Linked DNA regions of Homo sapiens: regions 2 and 3 are each linked to region 1. A link is an interaction called in ENCODE POLR2A ChIA-PET data of the cell type or tissue named here. Cell type or tissue: OCI-LY7. All regions are shown on one strand. Each heading gives the region's core, and the rest is flanking DNA. Links, peaks and the distances in the headings are about the cores only. Region 1 overlaps GCNT1 (glucosaminyl (N-acetyl) transferase 1). Region 2 holds the start of LOC105376095 (a long non-coding RNA gene). Region 3 overlaps PRUNE2 (prune homolog 2 with BCH domain).

What was found. ChIA-PET counts read pairs that join two places held together with the same protein. Peaks named below come from ENCODE experiments on the same cell type or tissue, not always from the same donor. Only the 100,000 strongest peaks of a DNase experiment are listed, where the experiment ranks them.
Region 2: POLR2A ChIA-PET joins it to region 1 with 5 read pairs; 4 of 35 experiments call an interaction of 5 or more read pairs at or near these places.
Region 3: POLR2A ChIA-PET joins it to region 1 with 6 read pairs; 3 of 35 experiments call an interaction of 5 or more read pairs at or near these places.

Annotation. Positions count from the first base shown.
Region 1 is chr9:76,466,529-76,477,800 of GRCh38, forward strand. All of the region lies in intron 2 of GCNT1 (glucosaminyl (N-acetyl) transferase 1), which reads left to right. Among named protein-coding and RNA genes, the nearest start is that of GCNT1, 13 kb to the left of the region's middle. RefSeq lists enhancers at 3,959-4,620, 4,545-4,634, 4,655-4,724, 5,436-5,705, 6,056-6,135. In OCI-LY7, for the core only: no CTCF peak of the experiment used is centred there; DNase peaks (open chromatin) are centred at 4,553, 5,853 and 6,573; H3K4me3 peaks cover 6,012 bases; H3K27ac peaks cover 6,910 bases.
Region 2 is chr9:76,586,677-76,596,659 of GRCh38, forward strand. LOC105376095 (a long non-coding RNA gene) reads left to right here and starts at 6,232. Exons shown (of 12, transcript XR_007061586.1): 1 at 6,232-6,597. In OCI-LY7, for the core only: no CTCF peak of the experiment used is centred there; no DNase peak of the experiment used is centred there.
Region 3 is chr9:76,641,149-76,652,241 of GRCh38, forward strand. PRUNE2 (prune homolog 2 with BCH domain) reads right to left here. Exons shown (of 19, transcript NM_015225.3): 12 at 3,591-3,761. It overlaps LOC105376095 (a long non-coding RNA gene), which reads left to right. Exons shown (of 12, transcript XR_007061586.1): 7 at 1,046-1,138; 8 at 1,297-1,530; 9 at 3,570-3,831; 10 at 8,805-8,882. Among named protein-coding and RNA genes, the nearest start is that of PCA3, 120 kb to the right of the region's middle. RefSeq lists enhancers at 2,423-2,472, 2,483-2,592. In OCI-LY7, for the core only: a CTCF peak has its summit at 7,733 (motif pointing left); no DNase peak of the experiment used is centred there.

The DNA.
Region 1 (11,272 bases), core at 1,749-9,748:
CTGAGCTGAGGCAATCTGCCCACCTTGGCTTCCCAAAGTGTGGGATTATAGGCATGAGCCACTGTGTCTGGCCACTACTGGGAATTTTCTGGTAGAGAGGAAGAGCCTAAAGATGCAGGAGGGTAAAATAAATGATAGGACCAGTTTTCAGAGAGGGTGAGAACACAGTGCAGAATTTGGTCTTTGATGGAAGGACGGAGGGAGAGGATGGATAAAGATGCTTTAGATTTTGGGTCCAGAATCGTGAGGACTTTTTCTGAAGGAAGTGGCAAAACCATTGGCTGAGTTTGGGGTGTGTCTGTGTGTGCAGTCAGATATTTCTTCAGCCAGCATTTAGTAAGCATTTTCTAGTGCCAAGCTTTGTGTTTGGCTCCCTGGAAAGTGTTATGAATGATGATTACCTTGAAGCTTGGCCCTGTACACCTGAAATAGCCTTGCACCACTTTTTCTACAAATTGCTTCCTACCTTTGACCTTACAGGCTTGTTAACTAAAGGCAGTAAATGCTCAGCTGATCTTTTTTTTTTTTCTTTGAGATGGAGTCTTGCTCTGTTGCCCAGGCTGGAGTGCAGTGGCACGATCTCAGCTCACTGCAACCTACGCCTCCCAGGTTCAAGCGATTCTCCTGCCTCAGCCTCCCAAGTATCTGGGACTACAGGCACCCGCCACCGCGCCCAGCTAATTTTTTGTATTTTTAGTAGAGATGGGGTTTCACCGTGTTAGCCAGGATGGTCTCAATCTCCTGACCTAGTGATCCACCCGCCTTGGCCTCCCAAAGTGCTGGGATTACAGGCGTGAGCCACCTCACCCAGCCTCAGCTGATCTTTTGATGGGCATCAAAGCCACTAGGGGTGACAGTCCTGGAGGGGAAGGACCTTTTCAAGCCCCTTCCACATCATGCAGGTTCATGTTCCATGTCATGGTTCTCGGTGTTGGCTATACATTAGGAACACCTGTGGAACTTTTAAAAAAACCTGACACCCAGGTCAAACTCTATATCAATTCCATCAAATCTCTGGTAGGGGGACTCGTTATTGGTCCTTTTTGAAAGCTCCCTGGTGGTTGCAGTGTACAAACCAGATTGAGAGCTACTTGCCTGTTGAGTGGCCCTGAGTCCAGTTAAAGCCACTCTTCTGTGTTGAGCTCCAGCCCCTGCTGCCTGGAGTTTACTGCATTTGTCAGTTGTGTGGAACAGAAAATAAGGCTGAGACCAATTGTGTAGGACAGAAAACGAGGTTGAGATTATATTGGTATCCAAAGCAGGAAGCGAAGGACAGTCCTTTGGGGGTGTTGAAAGGAAGTGTAAGAACCTCTATTTATAATTTTATAAGCATTTAAGGTCAAGAATGCCAGTGGTCCCTCTTTCAGTGTTTTTTTTTTTTTTTTTTTTTTTTTTTTTGAGACAGTCTTGCTCTGTCGCCCAGGCTGGAGTACAGTGGCACAATCTCAGGTCACTGTAACCTCCACCTCCCAGGTTCAAGCAATTGTCCTGCCTCAGCCTTCTGAGTAGCTGGGATTACAGGCACATGCCACCATGCCTGGCTAATTAGTAAATACAGGGTCTCACCATGTTGACCAGGCTGGTTTCGAACTCCTTAACCTCAGGTGATCCGCCTGCCTGGGCCTCCCGAAGTGCTGGGATTACGGGCGTGAGTCACCGCGCGCCGACCCTCCTTCAGTCCTGTGTCTTGTACGGTGAATGTGGTTTCTAAGGTGGATAAGGAGGCAGGGATTCCTTGCCTAGCTGGAGCCCTGCTCACCTGGCCATCAAGCATACTGTGAGATGTTGCAAGTTAGGAGCTATAGAGTGTCATCGAGTTGTTTAATTTTAGAAACACAAAGGCTTTAAATTAGAGCATCTCAGGTTAGACTTGTCCCTGAGCGGGTGATAGGTGTACTGAGATACTGCATTTCTCTCAGCCCTCTCCCTTAAGCCAAGAGAGCTGAAGCTGATGTTTGATGGTTACCTTTTGGTATATATGTCATGGCATGAGAAAGAATCACTGCTTTAGTCTGTAGAAGCTTTGTCGTCCTTTGCCATGCCCTGGGGAGGGAGCAGGACCATCCTTTGCACCCATCAGAGCATTCCTAGTTCTTTTGTTGCCAGATACGTAAGAGTGGTTGAGTTTACAGGTGTCTGCATCTCTCTTTAGCAGAAAGATGGGGTTTCAAATGTGTTGCCTCTTTCCAATTTTGCTATGCCTATCAGTAGTCAGATATTTTGGGGAGAAGGGAAAAATCCAAGGTAAATGTGAGGTTCTTACAGTGAATTACTTTTCAAAAGAAATTTCTGCTACCAAGGGGCATTTGGGAAGTGGCTGTGTGGAGAAGTTTTCATTGTAATGCGAACATATTGCCAAAAAATATTGTACATTTGTGAGTTATCAAAGCTCTCAAAGGAAAAAAAATTAAAAACTGGGAAACAGAATTGTCATACTACTTTAATTGAAAAGTAACAATGAGTTTTTAATCCATTTGTTAACTTTATGGGGCACCTGCAGACTATTTTGATTAGTCTTTACAATTGATTGAAACCCACTGGGCAAATTTCGCCAAAAAACTATGTGATTGGTGGATAGAGGAAACTAAGTGTCAAGATTTAGGTAGCAGAGCCAAGAGTGCACTACTATAATTGAAGTAATAAGTTTTATTGCATCCTCCAAGTTTTTGAATTATGATACATGTAATTTATTAGTACAATAGTGAGAGACAGGACTAGCTGGATTTCCTAGGCCCACTAAGAATCCCTAAGCCTAGCTGGGAAGGTAACCGCATCCACCTTTAAACATGGGGCTTGCAACTTAGCTCACACCCGACCAATCAGGTAGTGAAGAGAGCTCACTAAAATGCTAATTAGGCAAAAACAGGAGGTAAAGAAATAGCCAATCATCTATTGCCTGAGAGCACAGCGGGAGGGACAATGATCAGGACATAAACCCAGGCATTCCAGCCAGCAACGGCTACCCTCTTTGGGTCCCCTCCCTTTGTATGGGAGCTCTGTTTCCACTCTATTAAATCTTGCAACTGCACTCTCTTCTGGTCCGTGTTTGTTACGGCTTGAGCTGAGCTTTTGCTTATTGTCCACCATTGTTCTTTGCCGCTGTTGCAGACCTGCCACTGACTTCCATCCCTCTGGATCAGGCAGGGTGTCCGCTGTGCTCCTGATCCAGCGAGGCGCCCATTGCCGCTCCCGATCGGGCTAAAGGCTTGCCATTGTTCCTGCACGGCTAAGTGCCTGGGTTCATCCTAATCAAGCTGAACATTAGTCACTGGGTTCCACGGTTCTCTTCCATGACCCATGGCTTCTAATAGAGCTATAACACTCACCGCATGGCCCAAGATTCCATTCCTTGGAATCTGTGAGGCCAAGAACCCCAGGTCAGAGAACATGAGGCTTGCCACCATTTTGGAAGTGGCCTGCCACCATCTTGGGAGCTCTGGGAGCAAGGACCCCCTGGTAACAGTAGTAGATACATAGAATTTTTAAATAAACATACTTATATTAAGGGTACTCTTAGGGTCTATACTAAGAAATTTTGCATGCTTGTCATTAAAAGCTTTGAGTCCAAGTCCTGTGTGTGTGTATATGACTTTGACTCTAAGTCAAGTGTAAATGTAACTGTATAGATATGCCATGTATATAATGTAAATAAAATATATACATATATTTATAAATAAGGCAGTCTGAAAACTTGCTTGCTGGTGAACTTTAAAACAGCCTCTTTCTCGTGATATACCCCTCCAGTTTATCCAGTGGAAAAGAAAATTACTGCTGGATTAAAAACAAGTGCTTAGGCTAGGTGTGGTACCTCATGCCTGTAATTTCAGCACTTTGGGAGGTCGAGGCAGGCAGATCGCTTGAGCCCAGGAGTTCGAGACCAGCCTGGGCAATATGGTAAAACCCCATCTCTACATAAAAATACAGAAATTAGCTGGGTGTGGTGGTGTGCGTCTGTAGTCCCAGCTACTCAGGAGGCTGAGTTGGGAGGATTGCTTAAGCCCAGGAGTCGAGGCTGTGGTGAACTGTGATTGGGCCACCACATTCAAGCCTGGGTGACAGAGCAAGACCCTGTCCCAAAAAAAAAAAAAAAAAAAAATGCTCAAACTAAAGAGTGATAAATACATTGTATACATGTCTTGTTTCTCTTGAAATGTGTACATTTTATCATTCCATAATGTATACATCTATCAAAACATCACATTATACCCCATAAATATATACAATTATTATTTGTCAATTAAAAATTAATTTTTTTTTAAAGCCACTTAATGTGCAATTTGCAGACGTCTTCTGGTTAGTCCAAGATTCAGCGGGGGTCAGGTGATCAAGAATTTCCTGAAATCAGCAGCTGGATCCAGGAATGGGCTTAGGACACCATCCCAGACTTTGGGGCCCGCCAGGCTTGTTTGTCCTCTTCATGTAAATGCAGAACTTGCCTCTGAAATATGCCTAATCCTTTCATATAGGTGGAGCCCCTGATCTCATCCATTGTCTACACATTTCTCACATCTGTTATGCTAACCAACACAGTCCTTGTATTCACCTTGTGAGGATCTGGTTCTCACACTACTTATGCTAATTAACAAAACCTCTGGTTTGCAATTAAAAATCCTGAAGCACATGCTATATCTGCTGCTGGAGTGCCCACCACCATGGCTGGCTGATTTTTGTATTTTTAGTAGAGACGGGGTTTCACCACGTTGGCCAGGGTGGTCTAGAATTCCTGACCTCAGATGATTTGCCCACCTCGGCCTCCTAAAGTGCTGGGATTACAGGTGTGAGCCACTGTGCCCTGCCACACTTGTCTGTCTTTATGCCTTTGTTTCTTGTAATTTATGGGACCACAGACTCCACCCCTATACTGAAGACCTAGTAATTGCTCCCAGAATTGCTCCCAGGAATGTGCTCCTGCCTGGGGCGCTTGACTTCCACAAACCCCAGGGTATAGATAAAAACCCGTGCATGTATGTCTCACTGCTATGCAGAAGTGTTTTTCAAGTCAGAAATAGACAGCCCACCAATTTTGTTGTTGATTACTTGTGGCAGAAAACTTATGAGTTCCCTGAAAATAAGAGGCATGGCTATAAAAATACAGGATTTAAAAAAACATGTATAAGTGGAAATTAGTACCTTTAACATAAGTGTTTTCCAAAGACATTTCTGACCATTTTGAGGCATGTCCTCTGTGCTGTATTCTCCTATTAGGAAAGACACCAGTTTTTGATGGTAGATGTGATTTTGCAGCATGTCAGAAGTTAGCATTATGAGGTAGATTGGTCATGCTCAGTAATATTATTTTGGGTCAAAATAAGATGTAAATTTTTTTTTCTTTTGAGACCAGTCTCGCTTTGTTGCCCAGGCTGGAGTGCAGTGGCATGATCACAGCTCACTGCTGCTTCTCCCCAGTCAGCTCAACTGGTTCTCCCACATCAGCCTCCCGTAAATATTTTTTAAAAATGGACTAGGGGCTGGGCATGGTGGCTCAGCCTGTAATGCCAGCACTTTGGCAGGCTAAGGCTGGCAGATCACTTGAGGTCAGGAGTTCGAGACCAGCCTGGCCAACATGATGAAACCTCGTCCCTGCTAAAAATTAAAAAAAATAGCCAGGTGTGGTGGCGTTCGCCTGTAATCCCAGCTACTCAGGAGGCTGAGGTGGGAGAATCACTTGAACCCGAACCCGGGAGGCGGAGGATGCAGTGAGTCAAGATCGCACCTCTGTACTTCAGCCTGGGCAACAGAGCGAGACTTTGTCTCAAAGAAAAAAAGGAAATGAGAAAAGAGAATGTGTGACTGACACCACAAAGAAATGTCAGATGTCTCTTTTGGGGTTCTGTGGGTGGCCCTCCCTCCCAAAAAAGTAGAATTGAGTGAAGGGAATGCAGTAGAGCGTGAAAGAACACATACCCACAAGGGTGAAGCTGCAGGCTCTGGTTAAAGGCAGCTTTCCACTAGATCTTGACCCTTATGCCCCAGGGCCTCAGCTTTTTCTTGAGTTACAGAGGAGGGTGCAACTTGGGGCTAGATGGACTTTTTTGTTATGGACTTGCCATATGCTCTTCTTGTAAGTTTTCTTTGTCATGTAAGTTTGAGAAATGCTGAATACCATGTCTCTGTCTTTAAATATTTACAGTAGACCTGACTGTCTTAAGGGCTAAGAAATAAGGAGCCAAACCAGCAACAGAGAATCTTGTCTTTCTTTTCTTTTCTTTTCTTTTCTTTTCTTTTTTTTTTTTTTTTTGAGATGGAGTCTCGCTCTGTCACCCAGGCTGGAGTGCAATGGCGTGATCTCAGCTCACTGCAACTTCTGCCTCCCAGATTCAAGTAATTCCCCTGCCTCATATTCCGGAGTAGCTGGGATTACAGGCGCCTGCCACCATGGCTGGCTAATTTTTGTATTTTTAGAAGAGACGGGGTTTCACCACGTTGGCCGGGGTGGTCTAGAATTCCTGACCTCAGATGATTTGCCCACCTCGGCCTCCTAAAGTGCTGGGATTACAGGTGTGAGCCACTGTGCCCTGCGACACTTGTCTGTCTTTACGTCTTTGTTTCTTGTAATTTATGGGACCACAGACTCCACCCCTAGCCTGAAGACCTAGTAATTGCTCCCAGAGCTGCTGTTTCCAGCAACACTAGATGCTTCCTGAAGTTTCTTTCAGCTCTACAATGGATGCATTGTTCTAAAAATAGTTTCTAACTATATTGACCAAGCCTATAATTTCCTCCAGAAACCTCAGCATATAACCTCTGAGTGAATTCCTGGAGAGCAGGGAGCATGTATTATTTATGTTTGTATTTTTCTCCCCAGAGCCTAGGAATCTATTTTGTATAATAGATTCTCAGTATAGAATTGAGTATATTGAAGTATTTGTTAGTAAACTGGAAATATGGATTTTCATTTTTGAAGTCTGAAAAAGTTACCCTTAGACATGAGCTCAGATTTGAACAAAAGTCAAAAAAGGGAAAATAATGAATAATAATACATTGCCAATATTAAGGGCTCATTATTTGTCAAATACAGTATAAACATGTTACAAGTTAGCTCACTTACTCTTTATAAAAACTCTAAGGTATATATGATAATTTCCCCAATGAAATTGTTTAAAGTTAATTAGTTTTTTAAAAAAACAACAAAAACGCTGAAGCTAGGAGAGGCTAAGAATTTGCTGAAGTTTGGGTTGGGGAATGATGACTCCCAGGTCTCCTGCTGGGGCAGTCCGGTTGGAGAGCTGAAATCATTGCCACTGTACTCTTCTGTGTCTCAGATGTAAACAAACCCAAGAGAAAATATTCAGGACTGGGCACAGTGGCTCACACCTATCATCCCAGCACTTTAGGAGGCCTAGGTGGATCACTTGAGCCCAGGAGTTCAAGACCAGCCTGGGCAACAGTGCAAGACCTTGCCTCTACAAAAAATATAAAAATTAGCCAGGCATGGTGGCATGTGCCTGTACTCCCAGCTACCCAGGAGGCTGAGGTAGAAGGATCGCTTTGAACCTGGGAAGTCGAGGCTGTAGTAAGCTTTGGTTACGCCACTGCACTCTAGCTTGGGTAACAGAGCGATACCCTGTCTCAGAAAAAGAAAGAAAAGAAAAGATTCAGCCACTAGTAATCAAAGAAATCACAAAGTGAAACCTTGATGATGTACCATTTTACAGTTGCAATATCGGCAAAAATAATTATACAGTATATTCATATACAGTCATTTAACATTATATATAATTAAAATGTATAGTAAATGTAGAGAAAATGGTATCCAGATGTTACTGGGGACAGTATAAGTATCGTTTATTTGGAAGGCAGACAAGAGGCACAGAAACTTACAAGTAGTGACCTAAAATCCTTATTCCTGGGAATTCCAAGGAAGTCCTTTAAAAGCAAAGCAAAAACAAAGCTATGAATATACAAAGCTATTCATAGTTCATATTTATAACAGTATAATTTGGAAATACCCTTAATATCCAACCATAAGATAAACTAATTGTGACAAAAACAAATGATATTTTGATAGCCAATAAATCAAAAAAGAATAGAAAATGAAATCCCTGCTGCTATTACATCTGAGCAAAAATATAAGTGTATTGTGCAATGTTACGTACCAGAAGAGAACATGGAACGTGAACGCAGAGGATGTGTAAGTGAAGTTAGATTGTCAATGGATTTTTGTTTTTGGGAAATTATATGCTTTGCAAATATATTTAATTGGAGCTTATTTTGGAGAACTGTCACCATTTTATCCCAGTTGGCAATTTTTAAAGAAAATTACTGAAGTGAACATAAAAAATGGAAACATTTCAGAAGTGTTTGAATAAACATCCCCTCTCCAAAAAAGAAGATCCTCACTGAATAGTTTTGGGTGTGTGCTTCTCAGTTTTTCCAGTGCATGTTTATAATATATTTATCTGGAGGCTGGTTTTTTTGTTTGTTTTGAGACGGAGTCTCGCTCCGTTGCCCAGGCTGGAGTGCAGTGGCACGATCTCGGTTCAAGCGATTCTCCTGCCTCAGCCTCTTGAGTAGCTGGGATTACAGGTGCCCGCCACCACGCCCGGCTTTCTCTGAACATACTGAGGTGCAGCTCATCTTTGAATACCACATCATCTCACATACCTCTTTTCATGTCATTACAATGAGAATTACTTCATTCTTGGCTTTAGTGCTAATTTCAAATTCAATAACTGTACCAAAATATAATTTAGATGATGTGGAAATGGAGAATAAAGATTGCCGCTCAGGTTTATGAAGCTGTTTAAAGGGCACATTCACAGCTTAGATCACAAATCAGTCCCTGAGGGTTGAAGAGGTTGCTCTGATGTGTCTTAACACTGAAGCCTCCAAAAAGAGAATCTGTAACATTCATATTCGCAGGAAGATTTGGGGGATTCCAGAGCTCCTCTCTGGAAAAGACTATGAGCTATAAGGCACACTTAACACAAAGCATCCAAGATGCTGCCCTACATTTTTTGGGAGAAAGGAAGTGGATTTTGTAATATTTGGACATTTGATGTTTTTTATTTTTATTTTTTGAGTTCATGCTAATTGAATAGACCCACGGAGTAGTGTGGGAGACAAGCCTGAGACTTGACCGAGGCCACTAAGGGCTCTCCAAAGCACCCACATGGATAGCTTCACGGAGACAGAGTGATGTGGGATTCAGTGCTGAAGTGAGAGACGACGATAATTCCTGTTTATTGAGCATGTGCTGTGTGTACCAGTCACTGTGCTTGGCACTTTACAGATTACTTAAACATCACTGAACAAATGAGAGGAGTCATTACCATATCTCCATTTTTCAGATGAGGAAACTAAGGCTCAGAGAGGTTAAGCAACTTGCGGAAACCATGCATTTAGGAAGTAACTAACATAGGCTATGTCTTCACTTCTGTTTGACTTCACACTTCTGTTTTGCTCCGTGGCCTCCAACAGTGAATGATGTTGATTTCAAAGAGGGGCAATCATTGTGGTTTGGGAAAGGACCAGAGGAAGGAGTTGAGCTGGATTTTGAACATGTAGAGGAAATTGGGGAGACAGTGCTTTTTATTTTTGCTAATGGTTAGCCTTTTGCCATCTGGAATAAGGATACTTAATCTGACAGTCACATTTAGCAAACTGAAAATCCAGATTTGAGGGCTATCTCTAAAAACAAGGAATCTAGAATTTGGGAACTAGCATTTCTAAGACCAAGCCATTTAGGAGGCTCAAGTACTTAAAATTGGGACCGTTCAGAAAACCCAAGACGTGTGGCCCATGTGACACACAGGATGGGTGACCTCAGGGCCAAAAACCCAGGGCCACCTAATCTTTAAGAGGGGACAAAATGAACTTTAATTTTCCAATCCAAAATTTTGTTTCCATAAAACCGTGGTGTTCTATTTGGTATTATAAACTGCCTACTTTTAGATTTGAAAAAAAAAAAGAGAAAAAGAAAAAAGTCCATTACTCTTCAGTGTGGAATTTCAAAGTAGACAATGAGATCTTTTATTCTCATTTTTGGCCTGCAATGATAATGAGGTTGAAGATTGCTATTTAAAAAAAAAAACACTGTTTGTTTTCTGTATGTATATATAAACAGATATTTCTGCTCAAGCCCATCAAAGTCAGCCTCTGCAAATGAAGTCTCCTGCCTGAGAGGACAGGTTTTTTCCATGTAAAACTGTGTTTCGCTGTTACTTATACTTTAAGCAAATTGGGGTAACAGTAAATGTGCACAGGCAGTCGGAAACACACTGGCCTTTTGGAGAAACTTGGACAACCTTTGTTCTTTTATCTCTAAACTTTCATGACACTAAACTCAAAAAGGTTATTTTTCAGACAACCTGCGGTCATACCTACTTATATTTCCCTTATTCTAATATATTGTTCTTCACTGTCTTCTCTTAAATTAATTTTATTTATTTATTTATTTGTTTAGACAGAGTCTTACTCTGTCACCAGGCTGGAGTGTAGTGGTGCAATCTTGGCTCACGTTTGAAACCTCTGCCTCCCAGGCTCAAGCGAGTCTCGTGCCTCAGCGTCCCGAGTAGCTGAGATTGCAGGTGTGCACCACCACGCCTGGCTAATTTTTGTATTTTTAGTACAGACGGGGTTTCACCATGTTGGCCGGGCTGGTCTCGAAATCCTTGCCTCATGTGATCTGCCTGCCTTGGCCTTCCAAAGTGCTGGGATTACAGGCACGAGCCACTGCGCCCAGCCTCTTAAATTAATTTTTAAAAGCCTCTTCTGGGGCCTGGAGTGGTGGCTCACGCCTGTAATCCCAGCACTTTGGGAGGCCGAGGCGGGTGGATCACGAGGTCAGGAGTTTGAGACCAGCCTTGCCAACATGGTGAAACCCCGTCTCTATTAAAAATACAAAAATTAGCTAGGCATGGTGGTGCGTGCCTGTAGTCCCAGCTACTCAGGAGGCTGAGGCAGGAGAATTGCTTGAACCTGGGAGGCAGAGGTTGCAGTGAGCCTAGATCATGCCACTGCACTCTAGCCTGGGCGACAGAGTGAGACTCTGTCTCCAAAAAAAAAAAGCCTCTTCCATGTAACATTCTTCATCTCATTCACTTACCTGCTCTGAAGGTGCATCTAGTCACGTCGTAGTAAGACAGCTGCATCTTTTAAAATCATAACAAAGAGACTGAAAACTCCCAAGGTTAAATCTGAGGAAATTCAGTGCATTAAGCATATTTGCACTGTTGTGCAGCCATCTCACCCTAGCCATTCCTAGAACTTTTCATTATCCCAAACAGAAACTGTACTCATGAAAACAGTAGCTCCCCATTCTTCCCTCCCC
Region 2 (9,983 bases), core at 416-8,415, 120 kb after region 1:
CTCTCTTGGGCCCCCAGGTTAGTATTTGGTTCAGCAAATATTTGATGAGTGGTTATTATAGACACAGGCATACAGGATCATACACAAATGCCATATTTCCCTGCTCTCAAGGAACTTAATATTCTTTGGAGGAACACAGGAGGATATAATTCTAAAATAATGCAGTCATTGTAATGACAGAGGCCAGCATCAAGTTCTAGAAAGGCAGAGAAGATCAATATTGGCTCACCTGGAGGCGGGGGATGATCCAGGAAAGGATCTTAAGCTTTAAAGACAGAATAAACAGGAGGTAGGAAAGAAAAAAAAATGAGCAGGGGCAGGGAGGCATGAAACTCACGAGAAATCAAGCAGATGGGGACGGCAGGAGCCTGAAGTGAGAGTCAGGTTGTAGCTGGGGATAAGGATTAACAGTGGAAGTCAGACCAGAGAAGACTTTTATGTCATGGTGAAAAGCGGACCATGCATTTCTCCTGAGGCAGCACATGCATTGCTTGTGGACTGCTTTCAGTCTGCAGATGGTGCTTTCATTTTGGCCCTCACAGTGTTTGAATAAAGTCTACAGGCGTTTAAGCCTCTGGTTCACCCCAGGCTGCACTGCTCCCTATTGTTTAATGCTTACCAGATATGTTCAGGTATATGACCTGGATGTGTGGCATCTAGGAAGGAGACTGGGTGCCACTGCAAGGTTTAGACAGGGAAGGGACATTGGCCACACTTGATTTTTTTTTTTTTAATTTGTTTTAGAGATGGGGTCTCATTATGTTGCCCAGGCAAGTGATGCTCCCACCTCAGCCTCCTGAGTTATTGTGATTACAGGCACATGCAACTGTGCCTGGATGAATTTTAGATAAAGTTCTCTAGAAACAGTTTCGGAGATGGACTTGAGAGAGTGACACTGAGGCAGGATGATCAGTTCAGAGGTTATAAAAATGGCAAGATGTGTTTACTATCTGAGCAGTAGTAATAGAAGAGAGGAAAGGCCATATTCGAAAACCATGTAAGAGATAAAATCACTAGCAGAGGGTGAGTCTCTGGAGGTGAGGAGGTAGGAAATGGTTTTCTTCCCACTTGTCACAGTGAGGCATGCTTTGCAATTTCTGTATCAGTTCTAATTCAAGGACACAGTCAGGCTGGTGCACACAAGTGTGGGCCACAGAGATATTGGAAGATGGCATAGAACCAAGTGGGAAAAGAATAGGACCTTGGCTCTATCTAGAAAAGAGCTTCAGCTTCTCCTGGCAAAGCTTACACTAGTGAGGAGAGTTTGATGGTCAACACCAAACCCAGCTATAGATCATTGCAAGTGATCATCTTCAGCAAATGCTGTACAGAGATAGTTATGCTGATGTTACTGGTTGGTAAAATAGTGTATTAACTCCTTTAATTTTTTTGGTCATCTTTACAAATTGAGAGTTAGAAAGTATATGAAGATGTGACATCTGAAATCAGTAGCCAGTGTCCTGGTCCTGAGCATAAGTAGCAGTCACCCTAGTGACCTTAAGATTAGGACCCAACCAAGACCTTTCTGAACAGGCCATGCCTGAAAAAAGCAGATTAAAGGACTACAGCCTTTACGTAGTCCTTCAATCATATGTAGCATGATTTTGGGAGACCCAAGGAAGGGGCCCATCTAAAATCTAGGTGATTCAATGGCAAATCTGTGAAAGCCATTACTTCAGAATTCCCACCAAAAATTCCCACCAGACTTGCCTTTTTGGCCTAAGTTTTGGTTGGTTCTTAAAATGCAAATATCCTTGGGAGGGATAAACATTAAGCTTTATTGGTCACTTCCACTTTTGTATGAATGAGACAGTGCTTTCCTGACTAGGTCTGTTAAAGGAAGAAGCAGAATCAGATGCTTGAGTTCATGTAAAGAAATGCCCTAAAGAAGAGTGAACCAGGAATGGGGAATCTACATATGAGGAACAGAGTAGGATGTAGAGCAGAGGTTAGCAAACTTTTTCTTTCTTTCTTTCTTTCTTTTTTTTTTTTTTTGAGACAGTCTTACTCTGTTACCCAGGTTGCAGTGCAGTGGCATGATATTGGCTCACTGCAACCTCCACCTCCTGGGTCCAAGCAATTCTACCTCAGCCTCCTGAGTAGCTGGATTATAGGTGCCTACCACCACACCTGGCTAATTTTTTTGTATTGTTAGTAGAGACGGGGTTTTGCCATGTTGGCCAGGCTGGTCTCGAACTCCTGACCTCAGGTGATCCACCCGCCTCGGCCTCCCAAAGTGCTGGGATTACAGGCGTGAGCCACCGTGCCCAGCCCAAACTTTTTCTATAAAGGGAACATAGGCAATATTTTACTCTTTGCAATGCTTATTGTTTGCATTGCAAATACTCAACTCTGTCATTATAGAGCAAAAGAATGAGCATGGCTCTTAGAATAAAACTTAATTTACAAAAGTGAGTGGTGGCAGGCAAAATACGGCCCAAGGGCCACAGTTTGCCATCTCTTGTACAGAGGTAAAAAAAAAAAAAAAAAAAAAAAAAAATAACCATGGGCCTTGGAGACAGATAGACTTGAATCCAAATCCTATCTCTAATAACTACTAGATATATGGTCTTACGAAAATTAGTTGATCTCACTAATCCTCCTTTATCTCAAATGTAAAGTGGGATAGGAATACCGACCTCCAGTATAGCAATAAAGTCGAGAGAAGATTCTAAATATAAAGTCTTTAACGTTGTGCCTGGCACATGTAGACACCCAACAAATATTAGTCCCGCTTCTCTACTTTGACTTTTCCTTGAGCTGACATTGTTCAAAGTATGTGGGTGTGAATAAATTCTTTTTGGTCATTTGATTAACTGGTAATCAAATGGCAGATCCTAGAGAAGTAGAGTATGAACCAGGATATTTCTGGGATCCCATGTTTCTTGGAGTGATAGGATGAGACTTACTTGAGATGTTGCATGAAGTTTGGAAGTTACTAAAGGGAATTGAAGATTCTCTGTATCAGGACATCTTGGTTGCAAGCAAAATAAATTGACTGACTAATTGAAACAAAAAGTAAATTTACTGGAAGAATACGGTGCAGCTCATAAGATCCAAGAGAAGCCAGATAATTATATTTACAGCTAATGAAACAGCTGAAAGAGATCTTGGAAGAAGAATTTCGTATCAGTCTTGACATGGCTTCTAGAAAACTAAACCTTTTATATTGAAACATTTAGCCCAATATGCAAGACCCATGGAGAATTCAGATTGGATGAAGTTGGTGACAGGTCTGCCCCTTCACTGTTTTGGAGGGGGAAGACAAAGGATCTTGGGCAAGGATCTTCCAGGGGACTTCCTTAGTGGAAGAGCCGGCACCTGGATTTACAAACTGGTTGAGTGAAACTAGATTGTGGTCCCCATAGTCAGCACTCATGACAACAAAACATATCAGGATTATTGGATTATCAGACTCAACAAAACATATCAGGATTATTGGGATGAAAGGCCCCTTGTCCATCTGCTAAGGATTTCCCAACCTTGGCACTGTTGATGTTTGGGGTAGGGTAATTCTTGGTTGTCAGGGGCTGTCCTATGCACTGTAGAATGTTTAGCAGCATCCTGGTCTCTACCAAGTAGATGTCAGTAGAAGTCCCCCTTCCTCCCAGTTGTGACAACCACAAATGGCTCCAGGCTTTGCTAAATATCCCTAGGGAGAGCAAAATCCACTCCAGATTGAGAACTGTAGGGCTGGCTCGCATCCTGGGGATTCCTCTCAATGTCCAATATGCCTGGTTTGGTCTTATGTAACCACTCCCTTAAAGACTTGGTTGACCCAGAGGATAGGTTCAATTTAGTTCTTGTGATCCACCCTGCTTCCTGAGAGGATTCTTTATTGTTGAACTTACCACAAAATATTTAATGAACATTTTATTATGACAATTCTAACCATTCTCAAGTTCAGGTAAGGCTTGCATCTTCAGTGGCCTAGACACTCAAAAGCGAATGCATAGATAAGCAAATAAATATACGAATGGAAAGGACAGAAAGCATACATCCAATTTTATCATCTGCACAGTAGCTGTTGTAGTTCTTTCCTTTGCTCTACCCTAAACCTAATGCCTATTCTTCCTTTCTGATTTCTTCTGGGGGAATTACCACTCCCTCTTCCACAAATCATGCAGTCATGGGGGATTATAAAACCAGGTCCTCCTCTTCTCCTAAAGAAGCCCAAGGTTCCTGGGGGATTCCTGCCCCAGAGCCTTTCTCTAACATTGCCATACCTGTAGTGGCAGGCATGTGACCCAAGCTTAACCAGGTGGAATTTTCTCCCAGGAGTATGAGTGTGAAAGTGGCAAGGAAAAGAAAAGGGAGAAAGGAAAGGAATGGATGAGTGTGGAATGTTGGCTTCCAAAGGGACTTATAGAGCATCTGCTCCATTGTCCTCACTGCCTTGAGAGGCAAGTGGGGCTCAGCACTATGAGATGACTTTCCTAGGTTGCTGTGTAGGGAAAAAGTGGAGCTGATGGGGTCTTTGGGGAAGGAAAGAGAGAGAAAAAAAGATGGAGATGGGCAGAAGAAGGAGAGGGAAACCAAGCAAGAAGGAAGGGAAGGTGTTTCTCATGAAGGGAAGGTGTTTCTCTCATGAAAGAGAGAGAAAAAAAGATGGAGATGGGCAGAAGAAGGAGAGGGAAACCAAGCAAGAAGGAAGGGAAGGTGTTTCTCATGAAGGACGATGGTGTGGATCCACTCACTCATGACCCAGGGCTGTGGCTTGCCTGCCAGACCTTTGGGCTCTGAGGGAAATGAGACAATCTGGGCTTTGTCAACTCATGGACAACCTTCCACGTCTTCTTTGAAAATATGTGAGGCTGGACTTGGCAATAGCTTCCTCTTTGAAACAACAATTACTCCCATTACTGCCAATTCTTATTAAGCTCTATGTGCCCTGGCTATCAGGCCATTGCATGTATTTCTTCACTGATTCCTCCCAGAAAGCCAATGAGATAGATGATAGTATTGTCTCTATTTTATAGATGAAGATAGTGAGCATCAGAGAAGTTAAGTAACTTGTCTAAGGGCAGAAACAAAGTTTAAGCCAACACAGTTGCGAAACCCCTGACCACAGACAGTGGGGGGATTTACAGCTTAGATCCTGCTAGATCCAGGCCCTGGAGAAATGGAGGTGAGGACAGGAGAGTTCCTCATCTCCTGTTCCAGCTCAGACCTTGTCCTATCTCTATGCCTTCAGCTCTTTAAGCAGGACTTAGCTTTTCGAACTTGATTTTGATCTGGCTTTGGAAATGCAGCTGCCTTCTGCTGAAATGGTCCCACTCTCCATCTGGTGAATTAACTTGCTTTTCATCTCCTCCTCCCTCCCTTGGCCTGTGGGTCACCGGGCTACTCGATAGCACCTTGGCCAGAGAATCAATGGATAAGGAAGGGAAAAGAAGGAAAACTTAGCTCAACTCTTGTTACCTGAGGCAGCGACTGAAACCAATGCCCACAAAGGGGGTTTTGTATTTCCCATGAATTTAAAATGTTTCTGTCACTCATGCTACCAAATGTCCTGAGTTGGTGATCCAAAAAAGAATGCCGTCATTGTGCAAACAGGGCAATTTATAAGAAAATTCTTCACAGCACACAGCTATGCAGTAAAACCTCAACCCCAAGGAGCTCATTGCTAAGCTGTTTCTTTGTTTCTCCTGCCTTGATTGGGGGTGGAGGAGAAATGAGGGAGGAGTAGCACTGCTGAAAAGCCCAAGACCTTCAGGAGGTCCAAGTCCTGCCCCCCACCCTCTTTGTGGGTCAGTTCATGCCCCCCATGGCCTCTGTGCTACTCCCTCATCCCTACCCCCTCATTTTCTTTTCTGTCTGCCATTTCTAGTCCTGGTCAGGGAACATAAAAGCTTGGTCTTGAAATTGAGATGTCTCTATGCCAGAAAGTTACTAACAAATTACAAGCAGCTGCAGTCAACATTGGCTTCCGACAGTCTTGACCATTTGGGAGAATGTTTTCTGGTGGGGCTGGCAGTCAAGAGGAAAAGGAGGCCATCCTCATCAAAAGGGCAGCACGCATCTTTTGAAAACGTTCTCTTTTCTTTGCTTCTCTTTCCTTCTCTTTTTCCTTTCTTTTCTCTTGCTTTTTTAAATGCTCTCCCTCACAGAAGGAGGGGAGCCACTATTGTGCAAGAAAATTCTCTATTGGCTTGCAGCTTAGCGGTGCAGTAAAAGTTTGCTCACATGCTGAGGGGCAATTCCATTTTAGCTGAGGGGTGATTCTATTTCAGGCCTCAGGCTGAGAGAGAAACAAGAAGGTGAAAGTTCCTAATGTCATCAAACAAAATTACAACAAGTTTAGTTTAAAGATCTTAATTGGCTTTTATTTGTGATTCTAGAATCAGGCAATTCAGAATCTGCCTCATTCTATAAAGTAGAATGTTGTGATGAGCTGGGAAGAGGAGGTTGGTTTTACAAACAGAAAGGAGCTGAGGAAAGCAGAAACAGAGAACCGGTGGATTAGTCGTTTCAAAGTTACCTTCATTATAAAGATCAAGGCAGAGGGGATTTCCTCATCATGCTCATTGAGACTGGCCTGTTTGGGGATTTGGCTGTTATCTCTCTCTCTCTCTCTCCTATTTATTGGAAGTTCAGGTAAGCAACTTAGTTTTGGCTTGGTGGTATGGAACATTAGCATGAGTGACTCTATTTTGGTTTGATCTGTTGGGACTAGTGCAGGAGCTCATTTCAAACCAGTGGCCTCCTGTACATTTTATTTAACACTAATTTTGACTGAATTTCTTTCTTAACTTACTCTTCTTGAAAACTACTTCTTCTTCTTCTTTTTTTTTTTTTTTTTTTTTTTTTCAGAGGGTCGCACTCTATCACCCAGGCTGGAGTGTGGTTGTTACAGGAAAGGGGTCCCGATCCAGACCCCAATAGAGGGTTCTTGGATCTCGCTCAAGACAGAACTCAGGGTGAGTCGATAAAGTGAAAGCAAGTTTATGAGGAAAGTAAAGGAATAAAAGAATGCCTACTCCGGCCGGGCGCAGTGGCTCATGCCTGTAATCCCAGCACTTTGGGAGGCTGAGGCAGCGGATCACGAGGTCAGGAGTTCGAGACCAGCCTGGTCAATATGGTAAAACCCCATCTGTACTAAAAATTCAAAAATTAGCCAGGCGTGGTGGCACGTGCCTGTAATCCCAGCTACTTGGGAGGCTGAGGCAGGAGAATCCCTTGAACCCGGGAGGTGGAGGTTGCAGTGAGCTGAGATTGCGCCACTGCACTCCAGCCTGGGTGACAGAGCGAGACTCCATCTCAAAAAAAAAAAAAAAGAAAAAGAAAAAAAAAAAGAAAAAGAATGGCTATTCCATAGACATAGAAGCCCAGAAGACTGCTGGTTACCCATTTTTACAGTTATTTCCTGACGATAGGCTAAACAAGGGGTGGATTATTCTTGCCTCCCTTTTTAGATCATATAGGGTAACTTCCTGACGTTGCCATGGCATTTGTAAACTGTCAGGATGCTGGTGGGAGTGTAGCAGTGAGGACAGCCAGAGGTCATTCTAGTGACTGTCTTGGTTTTGGTGGAATTTAGCCAGCTTCTTTACTGCAACCTGTTTTATCAGCAAGGTCTTTATGACCTGTATCTTGTGCCAACCTCCTATCTCATCCTGTGAAATAGAATGCTTTAACTCTCTGGGAATGCAGCCCACTAGATCTCAGTCTCATTTTACCTAGCTCCTATTCAAGATGGAGTTGCTCTGGTTCACACACTTCTGACACAGTGACACCATCATGGCTCACTGCAGCCTTAACCTCCCAGGCTTAAGTGATCCTCCCACCTCAGCCTCCTGAGTAGCTGAGACTACAGGTGTGTGCCACCACATCCAGCTAATTTTTGTATTTTTTGTAGAGACAGGGTCTCACTATGTTGCCCAAGCTGGTCTGCTGGTCTTGAGCTCCTGGCTGCAAGCAATCTGCCTGCCAAAGGCCAGGTGTGAGCCACCGTGCCCGGCCTATTCTTAGACACCCCTTGAATGCCAAAGTGAATTAAATTTTCAACTCTATTTTCTCCTCCTTTGATCTTCTTTTAAAGATTTTGGGGGACATATTATTAATATGTTTCTAACATTTCATCATAAAAAGTCTCAAAGAGAGACAGAAAAAAGGTTACACTGCATCCTCATCCACTCTGGGTAATTTTAAAGCTAGCAAAAGTAGGGAAATAAGTGGAATTAAATAACAAACGGGGGGAGGGGGAACAAGATTCTCACTTTAGAATTCTCAATAATAAAGGCATCTCAGCTACACATTGACATGTAAATTAACAAGACTTTCATCTTTTTGGGGCTCGGCCTCTGGCCCATATCCTTAAAATGGGTCTTTAAAAGGAAGGCTCCTATTAGATGCTCTTTGTGGTCTCTTCCTTGCCACAGGGATTCATGATTATACCAAGGGCTTGGATGGTTGGAAGGCAGATGAAACCTGAGATTTGAACAGAGCCTCATAAATCTGTTGTTAGAAAAGCCAGCCTGCAACCCAGTTGATAACATCCTGGGGAGCTGCAGGTAGGACCCAGAGGAGGGAAGAGAGAGTGTGGGGCAGATCAGAGAAAGTTGTCCCTTGCCTCCCAGGGGTTAAAGTCAGCGTCTAGCCTGGGAGATAGAATCTTCAGTGGTCTAGACCAGACCAGAGCTTCCTGAACTTCAACAGCCCCAAAAACAACCGACCTGGGAATCTTAAGATGCAAATTCTGATTCAACAGGTCTGGGGGTGGGGGTGGGGGTGGGGCTGAGGGTGGGCGGCACTGAGAACCTGCATTTTTATCAAGCTCCTAAGCAAAGCCAGCTCCTAAGCTGCAACCTATGCAGGCTCTGAACTTGGTTTTAACACACTATTTTCGCCTTAAAATTTTAAATGATTTTTAAATTTGAACTTGTATTTTGTAAGTCTGATGGGGCAATCCAGCCAGCCGGAGACTAGAAGAGATCCACGCAGTGCAGTAGGAATATGCGTGGCCACAGTCTTTTGCGTTCCATTTGCATATAGTACTTGAGATGTCCCATGAGTACAAAATTTTGGTGGGAGTTCAGCAAGTCCTAAGCGGTGTGTTAAGGCTGTGACTTGGTAAGGTTTGAGTCACTGACAGCCTGGAGAGGCCATGCTTGCCATTGGTACCAGAACTTGCTATGAACACAGAAGGAAGGCAGTGATGTTCTAAGAAATATGAATGACCAAGAAACCCTGTCATATCCCTCCTGGGTTACTTCCCTATATTAGCCAACCACGGATGCTAAAATGATGACATAGAAGAGAAGGGAAAGTTCTTTTTCCTTTCAGTCCTTCCCTATCCTTCAGGAAGTGGAAGGTACTGTGAGTAGAATGTGTGCTTGTTAAGAAGTAAAACAAAAACAGTTGAGTGCCTTTATTTAGTGTTTCCACTGTTCTGGTAAGAACAAAATACACCTGTGTGTACAAGTTACAAAATACAAGTTATGTTATTTCAATGATTCCACCTTAGGAATTAAATGCTTAGATATTTGCATTTAAAACTGGCATTGCTTGATAAAAACGATGAACGGTAAATCCATGTTAGTCATTAAAAATGTTTTTTTAGTTAGAATGACATTAAATGGGCCGGGCACGGTAGCTCACGCCTGTAATCCTAACGCTTTGGGAGGCTGAGGTGGGTGAGTCACCGGAGGTCAGAAGTTCGCGACCAGCCTGACCAACGTGGCGAAACCCCGTCTCTACTAAACATGCAAACTTTTGCGGGGCATGGTGGCACACCCCTGTAATCCCAGCTATTCGGGAGGCTGAGGTGGGAAAATTGTTTGAACCCAAGAAGCAGAGGCTGCAGTGAGCCAAGATTGCACCACTGCACTCCAGCCTGGGCAACACGAGCGAAACCCAGTCTTAAAAAAAAAAAAGAATGACATTAAATGGCAAATATAAAACACCATGACAAGTTGAGAGACTGTGGAAGAAAGAGAGAAGCTTAACATGTTTGCAAATGTAGTGGCACTTTCCCCTGCTTT
Region 3 (11,093 bases), core at 3,094-11,093, 180 kb after region 1:
TCATGATCGCTGTCTAAGTAAGAAATGTCTCGATATAAAAAGTATGGAAATTTATAAATGAAAATGAAAATTTATAAATGAAAATGTGTTATTTTGGGCAGAGAAGCTTTAAGAAGGGAAGAAGAGGCAAAAAGAGCAGGAAGAAAGTAGCAGGAGAGGGGATAATTAAAAGAGGGAAATAAAAGAAAGATTTCCACATGAAAGTTTTCCTCCAAAATCAAGAGCCAGTGCCGTTGGCAGGCTTGGGAGATATTTCAGGTAATACTGTAATTTTTCTATAGCTGCTTCCTGCTAAAAAAAGTTTAAATTTAAATTTAAAAAATCAGATAATACTATAATTGCAAGCAAAGTGCAATAACTAGAATGCATAGGATCAATCACTTTTTGCCCCTCCCAGATACCTTGAAGGGGTCAGCTAACCCCTCAATTTCTATTCTCAAATATGCAGCTTACTCTAGTAAAGTTTCCTGTTGGCAACAGCATAATTCATTTGAAGTCTGGTTTTTAAAACATTTCTTTCATTAGACTTTCTTCTCAATAAAGGTGAGGTGAATTCAAGGTGTATGTGCTGGGTGGGGTGCATGAGCAACCCCCCCCCAGGAGTCTCCTGAGACCCTCTGAAGCAAGGACGCAAACCTTACCTGAGTGACACAGACAGGCATGAAAGGGATGTAACACAAGTTTGCTGGCCAGCAATGGAATGGAGACAGAAGGAAAGATGTCACAGTCGCAACCAAAACATACACACACACACACCAGCCAGCAACTCTTCTCCTCATTCTTTCCAGGGTCATTTGTCCAGCAAGACTTCAGAGAAGGTTACCTGAATCTCCTATAATGAAATAAGAGAAGTAAAAAAAAAAAAAAAAGAAAAGAAAAAGAAAAGAAACTCCTTGTTAAAATTACTTGGCATTATTGTTCTCCATTATTTAAATGGGTTTCTCAGCTCCAAGTTCAAAAAAAAAGCCAGTTCTAGCCTCAGAGGGACCCCGTACTGTTGGCTGAGCAAAACCATTCAAACCCCTCTTTGCTTTTATTTATGCAGATGGCAAGGATATTGCTGTTGGCTCATAGGATGTGAACAGTGGTGTTGAGATTACCCTCATTTGGCTGATGATGTCATTGAGGCCCAGAGAAGGTAAGTAATGTACCAAGGTTACAGACTAGTAAGTGACAGAGATGGGTTTTGAGCCCCATTCTTCTACATTGTGTGCAATAGCTCATATCAAGGTCACTAAAGCTGAAGACTGAATTATTTATTCAAATACTGCCATCATGCACCAATATTCTCAACAGGTAGGACACCTGGCAGGGCCTGGCTTTGGGGCTAACTTCTGCAGCTCTTTTGATTGCCCCCACCTTACAGTTTTTGGCACAGAGCACTGTGTAGCTGGCACTTCTCTACTGGCCCGAATGAGAAAACTTCCTCAGAGCAAAATGTCAAGCACCAAATAAGATTCATGTTTACTGTGAAGTGATTGCTGCTTTTTAAATGCTTATCAGAAGCCGAAGGACAAACTCAGTAGGTTGGTAAGTAAGGAGATTTTTCATCATTATGGTCTAAGAGAGTGCTGTAAACTCCTAATGTGGAAGACAAAGCTTTAGCAAATTCAGAAGTAACATCTGAAGTATCTTTACCTACAGAGCACAAAAGCTGTTCAGGGTGTAGGAAAAGGTGGCATCTCTCTAAAGTTCCGGATGGGTGCAGCCAGAGGCACATTTCATGCAGGCTGGTGCCTGGAGAGGGCCAAGGCAGGGCTGGGGAGAGGGGAGGTGGCCTTCTCTTCAAAACAAACCAGACAGTCACACAGACAAAAACTGAGCTTGCGACACAGAATGGAGACGAGCAAATGGCAAAGGGAGGAGGTGGCAGGGACGGAGAGCACAGCAAACCAGGTTAGCCCTGAGGGCTCAGGTGAATTGTTACAAGACTGTGACAGGCAGAAGCAGTGGCTTTTTCCCAACCATCAGTGCACTGATGATAATCATTCTCTCCTGATTCAGACAACAGCCCACCTAAAGAACAAGCAGGCGAGTCTACTGGAGTATTAGCAGATAACTAGCCCTAGAAGAGCAGCAGGACCATGAGCTTCCTTTCAACACAGGGACTCTGCATTTAGGAGCTGATGTTTATAGGGCTTATCACTGGGTGACTTTGATGTGACAGACATTTTAATTTTTTAATACTTTTTAAAATGAACACAGACTACTCTTACAGGCAGCCTTTGTTTTGTTTCTATTTTCAAAAAGAAAACAAACCAAAAATATCTGATGGGTGGTGCAAAGGAGATGTGACCTGGGAAGATGGGGAAGATTGAGTGTTCCTCTTATGGTTTTCACATAAAAACAAAAGGGTTGACTCTACAGCCAGCTGTGTGTCACTTGCAGCAAGATGGGGCCAACTCTCATTCTGAAGGGCTACGGGCATGATTTCCCTTAGAGGAAACTGCTCCTGACCCCACAGCAGCTCTCAGCGGGGCATATTTCCATTTCAGGTCAAACAGTAAGGCAAGACAAAGAAAGGCCATGGCCAGGGCCAGGGACTGGCATTCACCTTTGCTACAGTGGTCAGGTTCCCTGGGTGGTCCTGATACTTATGTGGGGGTAGCAATGTATGGGATGGAAGGTGAAAAATCTGCTGGCGGAGAAAGGTTTGATTGAAATAACAGATCAGCCTTCTGCTTGTTATAATAGAAAACAAAAGCAGTGTTTTGAGGCAGTGCTAAGACTCTCATTTCCCTGTCCTCATTAAGGAAGAGAGAACTGAGAGAGCAACAACTGCCTTGTCAGCTCACACTCTTTCTGAACAGCTGGGTGGTTACAGTGGCACCTCAGGCTCGGGAAAGGAAGGCACGCAGCAGAAGAATCAAAATGCTGTCGAGGTTTTCTGAAGTTGACAATGTTAAATGTGTTGCTTCCACTCATCTGACTTTTTGTGACTCCCAAATTAATCAAGGCCACATATGCTCCAGGAGCCCTCAAGAAAGTGCTGGAAATACAAACACACTTTTCTCTCTCCCTTGTCTCTCACCAAACAGGTGGAGGCTTTGACTGGGGTTGGCTGTTGTCAGGCCTAGATTTAATGTAGTTTACTAGTTTACAGAAAGGCAAACTTCAGTTAGGGGAAACAATTACCAGGCTAAGTCTAAAAAAAAAATCCCCAAAGCTTCTGAAGAGGATTCAAAAGGCCATTTTGTAATGAGAAGCACCTCGGGGGTAGTGTTATGACACAGGCCATGGTGTCACATACTCTGTTCAGTTCAACCGTACAATGGACTGATAAGAATGCCAAACAGACATTTAAATTAGACAACTATGACTTTCAATAAATTTGCACAAGATGATCGCTATCAGATATGTAGCATGAAAAGCCCGTTTTATATTGGAAAGTTGTCTTTGCCTAGTAGGATTTCAAATGTTTATTGAATTGAATATGAGGAAATATACTTAGCTCTATAGTTCCCTGAATATTGGCTCTAGAATAGGGTCTTTGAGATGTCATGTTCCGGAGAAGTCTAGACTCACTTCATGATTTTAAATAAAATGGCTGCCCCTTCCCCATTTCCCAGATTCATGCTGAGCTCGACTACCTCCGTGAGAAATGACTCTCCTGTAGGGCTCGATGACCTTCATGTCAATGCGCTGCTCTTGTTCTCCAATGACCACTGTCCTCCAAAGCCGGTTGTCCTCCCGTTCCTCTTCGGCCGTATATTCTGGAATAGACTCTGACTCTTGGCCAGAATCTTTGTTGGCTGTGGGATCTTCTGGAAACAAAGCACAGAGCAAGGCTGAAGGAGCAAGACCTCCACAGTGCAGCTAAACAGCCAAATGGTAAGCTTTACAATACAGTACTCCTACGGGCAGCCTTTGTTTTGTTTCATCCTGCAGAAACAACCTGATCAAAGTCCTTGTTTTGTACAGCCTTTACAGAGCTTAGCACTATCCTGACCATATAAAGTACACTCAATGAAGTCTTCTTTTATTAACTGAACAACCACATCCATTGCTAAGGCCATGCTGAGGGGGAGACTAGGTGCAAAACTTAAGCTGTCTTGCATGGGTAGTGGTCCAAGGACCAACTCATCCTTGATCAGGGTAAAGAAAGATTGCAGGTCTTTCTAATGGGGTGAAAGGCTGTGTACTAGACTCAGAAAATCTTGGGGTTTTGGGGCCACATCTCTTCAGTGCTCAGAGTCTTTTGGGGCCCTCAGCTTGGAATCGTGATGATACTACAAGCCAAGACTCCTACTCTAAGACTCTTACAACTGGGCTGAGCCCCCTATTGGGAGCATATCTGGACATAAATTTGATATTACTTTCTATGTACTGTTTCAAAATATGCCACACCAAGACTTTATAGTGAGAAACAAACAACTTTGTAGACCAGAAATGCTCCAAGACCCCAAATGCACAAGACTCCCAAATTGATGGGTGCATAAGACAATAAAAAAGCCTACTGAGCATCCTCTGGGAAGAAATTTACTCTTGTGCATTTAAAAAAAAAAAGTAACCATTTTTATTAAAAAAATAAGCAGCAATTGTTTCCATTTTTACTAGAAGTATTAGTAGAGCTTAATGATGGTTATTCTTTGTATGTTTAAGTAATCTGAAAGAAAAGATTATTTATAACCTTCACAATAATTCCAAGACATTATCATTCTTATTTTTCCATTCCTGGAAAAGCACCATTGAATTTACACTGCATTTCACTTCTTTCTATGGCACTTTGATGATAATAACAGCACTATTGTGTTAAGTATTGACCTTGTACCAGGTACTAGTTGGTATTAAAATGGTCATTATACCATTATATTATTATACCATTGGCATTATATGCAAAAACTGACTCTGAAGTGGTTTGCCTCAGATCACAGTTACTAAACAAATATAGTCAAAACCTTTACCTTTTTCAGCCCTTCTAATCTACCACATTGTACCTTGAATGTGTGATTCTCTTTCTTATTTATTTTACAAAGAGACTGTGAGTCCCCTGGGCTAAGAAACTGTGCCTTGAATAACCTTTAATATTCACTTCCAGCAACCCACTCCCTACTTAGCTTACAAACTTACTCAGAGCACTCAAAAACAATTGGGAAGGTGGGTGAGTAAATTAAGAAAAACTTGGATAGTTTCCTGGAAATGGAGCTAATCTGTAAGGAAGCCACAACACTGCCATTATGTTCTGGAAGAATCTGCAATTATATATTCAGAAGTGTCTAATTACCAGTGACTTAGATAGCAAAATGAAGTTCGGTTGGGAAGCAATCCTAGCCTTTTTTGCCAACACCAACAGCTACCACCACCTACAGAGCCTTGGCTCACTCTGGCTTCCACTGTGTTCCCACCAGCATGCGGCAGCTTATCAAGGACACAGATCATAAACCACTGGCTTCAGGCCAAGCGTCGTGTCCCTTGTGCAAATCCACCCATCTCTTTGGAATCCCTTCCTGCTTCTTCCTTCCTACATGGGTTAGGACCCTAGGATGCTAATCTTATATCCCTTCCTGGAACTCAATTTCCCATCTGGTCTCTACTCCCCCAGAACTCTGGATTCTGAAGCAGGTTTGTATTCTGATGCTCTTGTACACACCCTCCTTTCCCTCTAGTGAACTTTCCATCCACCAGACCCTCTTCATCCTGTTTGGTACCCTCTGACCTGCTCTAGCTTTACCCTGGTCATCTCTGTGGGGTGAACGTAGGGTTGTTTTGTTTTATTTTCTGCAAATTTTATTAAAATTCCCTTATGTAAAAAATTTTTGATTGGGTGTGGTGGCTCAAGCCTGTAATCCCAGCACTCTGAAGGCCAAGGCAGGTGGATCACTTGAGCTCAGGGGTTCAAGACCAGTCCTGGGCAACATGGCGAAACCCAGTCTCTACAAAAAATACAAAAATTAGCTGGATATGTTGGCATGTGCCTGTAGTCCCAGCTACTTGGGAAGATCACGTGAGCCCAGGAGGTTGAGGCTGCAGTGAGCTATGATGGTACCACTGCACTCCTGTCTGGGTGACAGAGTGAGACCTTGTCTCAAAAAACAAAAATTGTATACTACTTTCTTTATTATGGTTATAGTAAAACACATATCACATAAATATAGTCAACTGATCTTAGACAAGGAGCAAAGGCAATACAATAAAGCAAAGATAGTCTTTTCAACATAGTGCTGAAATAACTGGGCATCCACCTGTAAAATAATGAATCTGGACCCAGGCCTTTGATCCTTCACAAAAGTTAATTGAAAATGGATCATAGACCTAAATGTAAAATTCAAAACTGTAAAACTTTTAGAAGAGAAAATGTAACTGGCCTTGGATGCAAAGATGACTTTTTAGATACAACACCAAAGGCATGATCCATGAAAGAAATAATTGATAAGGTGGACTTCATTGAAATTAAAACTACTATATAAAAGACAAAAATCAAGAGAATGAGAATAAGAAGACAAGCCACAGACTGGGAGAAAACATTTGCAAAACACATATCTGATGAGGACTGTTATCCAAAATATACAAAGAATGCTTAATACTCAACAATAAGGCCAGGTGCAGTGGCTCACGCCTGTAATCCCAGCACTTTGGGAGGCTGAGGTGGGTGGATCACGAGGTCAGGAGATCAAGACCATCCTGCCAACATGGTGAAACCCTGTTTCTACTAAAATACAAAACATTAGCTGCGCATGGTGGCATGCATCTGTAATCCCAGCTACTTGGGAGGCTGACACAGGGGAATCGCTTGAACCCAAGAGCTAGAGGTTGCAGTGAACCGAGATTGCGTCACTGCACTCCAGCCTGGCGACAGCACGAGACTGTGTCTCAAAAACAACAACAACAACAACAAAAACTCAACAATAAGAAAATGGGCAAAAGACCTGGACAGGTACCTCACAAAGAAGATATACAGGTGACAGGTAAGCATGTGAAAAGATATTCAATATCATGTGTCATTACAGAATTTCAAATTAAAACAATAGCAAGATACCACTACATACCTATTAGAATGGCCCAAATCCAAAACCCTGACACCAAATGCTGGTGAGAATGCAAAGCGACAGGAACTCGCATTCATTGCTGGTGGGAATGCAAAATGGTCCAGCCACTTTGGAAGAGTTTGGCAGTTTCTTACAAAATTAAGCATACTCTTACCTTACAATCTAGCCATCATACTCCTTGGTAATTACCCAAATGCACTGAAAATGTATGCCCACACAAAAGGCTTCACATGTATGTTTATAGCAGCTTCATTCATAATTGCCAAAACTTGGAAGCAGCCAAGACGTCCTTCAGTAGGTGAATGGAAAATAACCTGTGACTTGTCCAGACAATGGAATATTATTCAGCATTAAAAAGAAATGATCTTTCAAGCCATGAAAGGATATGGAGGAACCTTAATTGCGTAAGTGAAGGAAGCCAGTCTGAAAAAGCTGCATATTGTATGAGTCCAACTACATGGATTCTGGAAGAGGCAAAACTATGGAGACAGTAAAAGCATCAGTGATTGCTAGGGGTTGCGGGAAAGGGAGACATAGGCAGAGCACAGAGAATTAAGGCAGAAAAACGATTCTGTATGATACTACAATGGTGGATAAATGCTGCCACTATACATTTGCTTAAACACATAGAGTGCACAACTTGGAATCGTGATGATACTACAAGCCAAGACTCCTACTCTAAGACTCTTACAACTGGGCTGAGCCCCCTACTGGGAGCACATCTGGACATAAATTTGATATTACTTTCTATGTACTGTTTCAAAATATACCACACAAAGACTTTATAGTAAGTGAGAAACAAACAGCTGAACCCCTCATGTAAACTATGGACCTTGGGTGATAATGATGTGTCAATGCAGGTTCATCAGTTGTAACAACCCAACCACTTGGCAAGGGATGTAGACAGTGAAGGAGGGTGAATGTTTGTAGAGAAACAGGTACAGGAAAACTCTGTACTCTCCGCTCAGATTTGCTGTGAACCTAAAGTTGCTCTAAAGAATAAAGTTCATTAATTTTTAAAAAGCAAAAAGCATTAATGAAAGTACCAGGAATACAGACATGCTTCATGAAAACAATGAGAATGACCAATGCCACTTATCTGTTACTGTGTGATGTGTATTATTCTTCCTCTGCACATACACAGACACGTTTATTTTTCAAAGAGTATGATTATTCTATATATTCTGCATGTTCTATACAGATTGTTCTATAATTTGTTCCTATCATCTATTAAAACAGTACAGGTTTGAGACCAGCCTGGGAAACGTGGCAAAACCTCATCTCTACAAAAAAATATACCAATTAGCTGGGTATGGTGGCACATGCCTGTAGTCCCAGCTACTCAGGAGGCTAAGGTAGGAGGGTCACCTGAGCCTGGGTGGTCGAGGTGGCAGTGGGCTGAGATTACATCAGTGCACTCCAGCCTAGGTGACATAGTGAGGGCCTGTCTTAAAGTATAGATAGATAGATAGATAGATGATAGATAGATAGATAGATAGATAGATAGATAGAATAGGCTTTTTGTCTCAGTAAATATAAATCCTGCTCATTTTTAAGAGTAGCCCTCAAGTATTCCATTTTGCTGATGTCTTATAGTTTACCAATTCCATGGACACAACTATTAAAGAAAATTGCTTGAAAGAGAAGACCAATTGAATATATTTGATAGTGAGCTTCACAAATTTTCCATAAGCAAAATTGCATTGTGAGCAAAAACCCTGGCAGAGGTGTTTGGTCATCAGCTACTGAATAAAACAGGCAAATGGCCTGAAAACCTTTAGGCATTTGGTAGAGTAACGCTTACTTTTTTTTTTTTAGAGTCTCCCGCAAGTCAGGAAAACTGGATAAAAAGAGGCCTAAATGTGAGCAAGAGCTATCATGTTTGGCTTCAAGTATGTAAGTCCAATCTGGTAACAGACCCTTTCCCATTCATTGTTAGCATATTCACTGGGAAGCAGCATGGGCCAGGAACTAAGGGCAACAATGAGCTGTGTGACCTTAGGCAAATTACTTAACTTCTCTGTGCTTCATTGTTCTAGTTATAAAATGAAATAAATTAAATGAAAACTATATAATGAATTATATAATATAATGAGGTATATAATATACAATGAAAACTATATAAATGAAAAATATATAGTACAAATATATAATATATAATGAAACATATATAATGAAAATATATACACGAAAAATATAATATAAATGAAAAAGTATTCATTAAAAGAAAATAAATTATGGCCCAAATGTTTTTGAAAAACTATACCTTAAAAACCCCTATTTTGTTTAGAATGTACATTCCTGGTTCAAAATGGTCGCGTGAGAAACCTAAGAAACAGGCTGCTTTCAAGCATTTATTTCATACTTCAGAACTCAAACATATTTATAATCCAACCCTCTTATACAGTCACTTATCCATGTCCTCATGTTTACAAAATATAGCTATTCAGAGGCACTTTGTGTTTTCAAAGTTTCAACCTCTGACTATATATCTTTCATTTGAAAATTAAGGTAGATTTAAAAATTCAACTTAGTTTACAATTCTGTCCTTTGCATTTAAGACCTAAAACAGGGTTGTGGCCATTAAACTGGTTCTTTCAACACAGCTATGTTAACTACATTAAAAGAGCCATGTCAGCAAGTGGCAGTGTTAATTACCAGCTTGCCCAGCCACCACTGCTTTGCTCGACAGTTTTACTATGTTTAAAAATAAAAGGTTCAGATGTGGTGTGACAAAGCTCTCCTGACAAAAAGGAAGCAAATACGGAGGCAAGAGAGGGGCCAGTTGGGTCATGCCACAGTCTTCTGTGGGATTTTGTCAATATATTAGCAGGAAAGGAGCAGGAGCTGGTAGGGGCAACTGGGATGGATAGAGGAGCTGCTGAAGACTCTCTGGGATGACAGGAAATAGTACAAATTCCAGACCTTCTTTCACCTCCTATTTGTGTATTTCAACCTACAGAATCAACTACCCAGATAACTACAGAAATTCACACATGATAAAAATGCAATATAAAATCTCTACTTACACTAAAGAACTTACTCATGTAACCAAATACCACCTGTACCCCAATAACTTATGGAAAAAAAAAACTCTACTTAAGCATAATAGACTATAAAACAAGTCGTTTAGCCATTTCCTTTTTGAGGAAATAAAGCCTTAAGCTCTGTCAAGGTAGAGTCTGAACTGCACTGCTCATGTCGGCTCAATGACCATTGGTTGAAATAATTAGCTAATTTGGTGAATTTTCTAATTATGCTCTTCTAGGAGTGGAACTGCTAGAATTAGCATGTCTCTAAAAGTCAGGCCACCACTTAATTGTGGCACTGTATTGCTTTTAAGATTGCGTGAATTTTAAAAATGAATAAAAGCAATAGCTGTGTCCCAGACTCTCTCGCTTTCACTTTCAAATATTATAACTTCAGAGAATTCCACCCTGGCTAGAACTGAAACAGAAACTACATAATGCCATTTAAAAAAAAATGATTGTATTTGTACATATTTCTTAAACCAGATTTCATAGAGTAAGAGAAAGAACTAAAGAAAGACTGAAGTTCATATCAGGAGTGTCAGTCTTGGATGATCTGAAAACTTTTAATTATCTTCTTTTTTATCATTTCTCTCACTCCCCCTAAACCATCCCTTCCTTCCTTCCCACTTTATTGGAGACGCAGGATCAAATATAAAGTCCTTGCTCCTGTGGAGCATACATTCGAGTGGTAAGAGAAAGACAATAAAGATGCAAACAAATAGTTAAATAATACAATTTGAATTAGTGATACGTGGAAAATAAAATGAACACTGGGACAGAGAGTGACTAGGTGGTGGGAGTCGGGAAGTGGGAAGCATCTTTGATTACAGAGGTCAAGGAAGACTTCTCTGAGGAGGTGACATCTGATTAACATCTGAATAAAGAGAAGGAGTCAGTCACGTAAGGATCTGGGGAAAAGAACATTGCAGATAGTGGGAACTTATACAAGAAATTGGCAAGCTCTGATTTCTCTTCTTCAAATTTTATCGTCCTGATTAAATTCTCTTCCCCTGCAAACCCAGCCCCAGGTTTCTTGTAACACAGCATGTAACAGTCTTCCCTCAGCCCCAGTGCC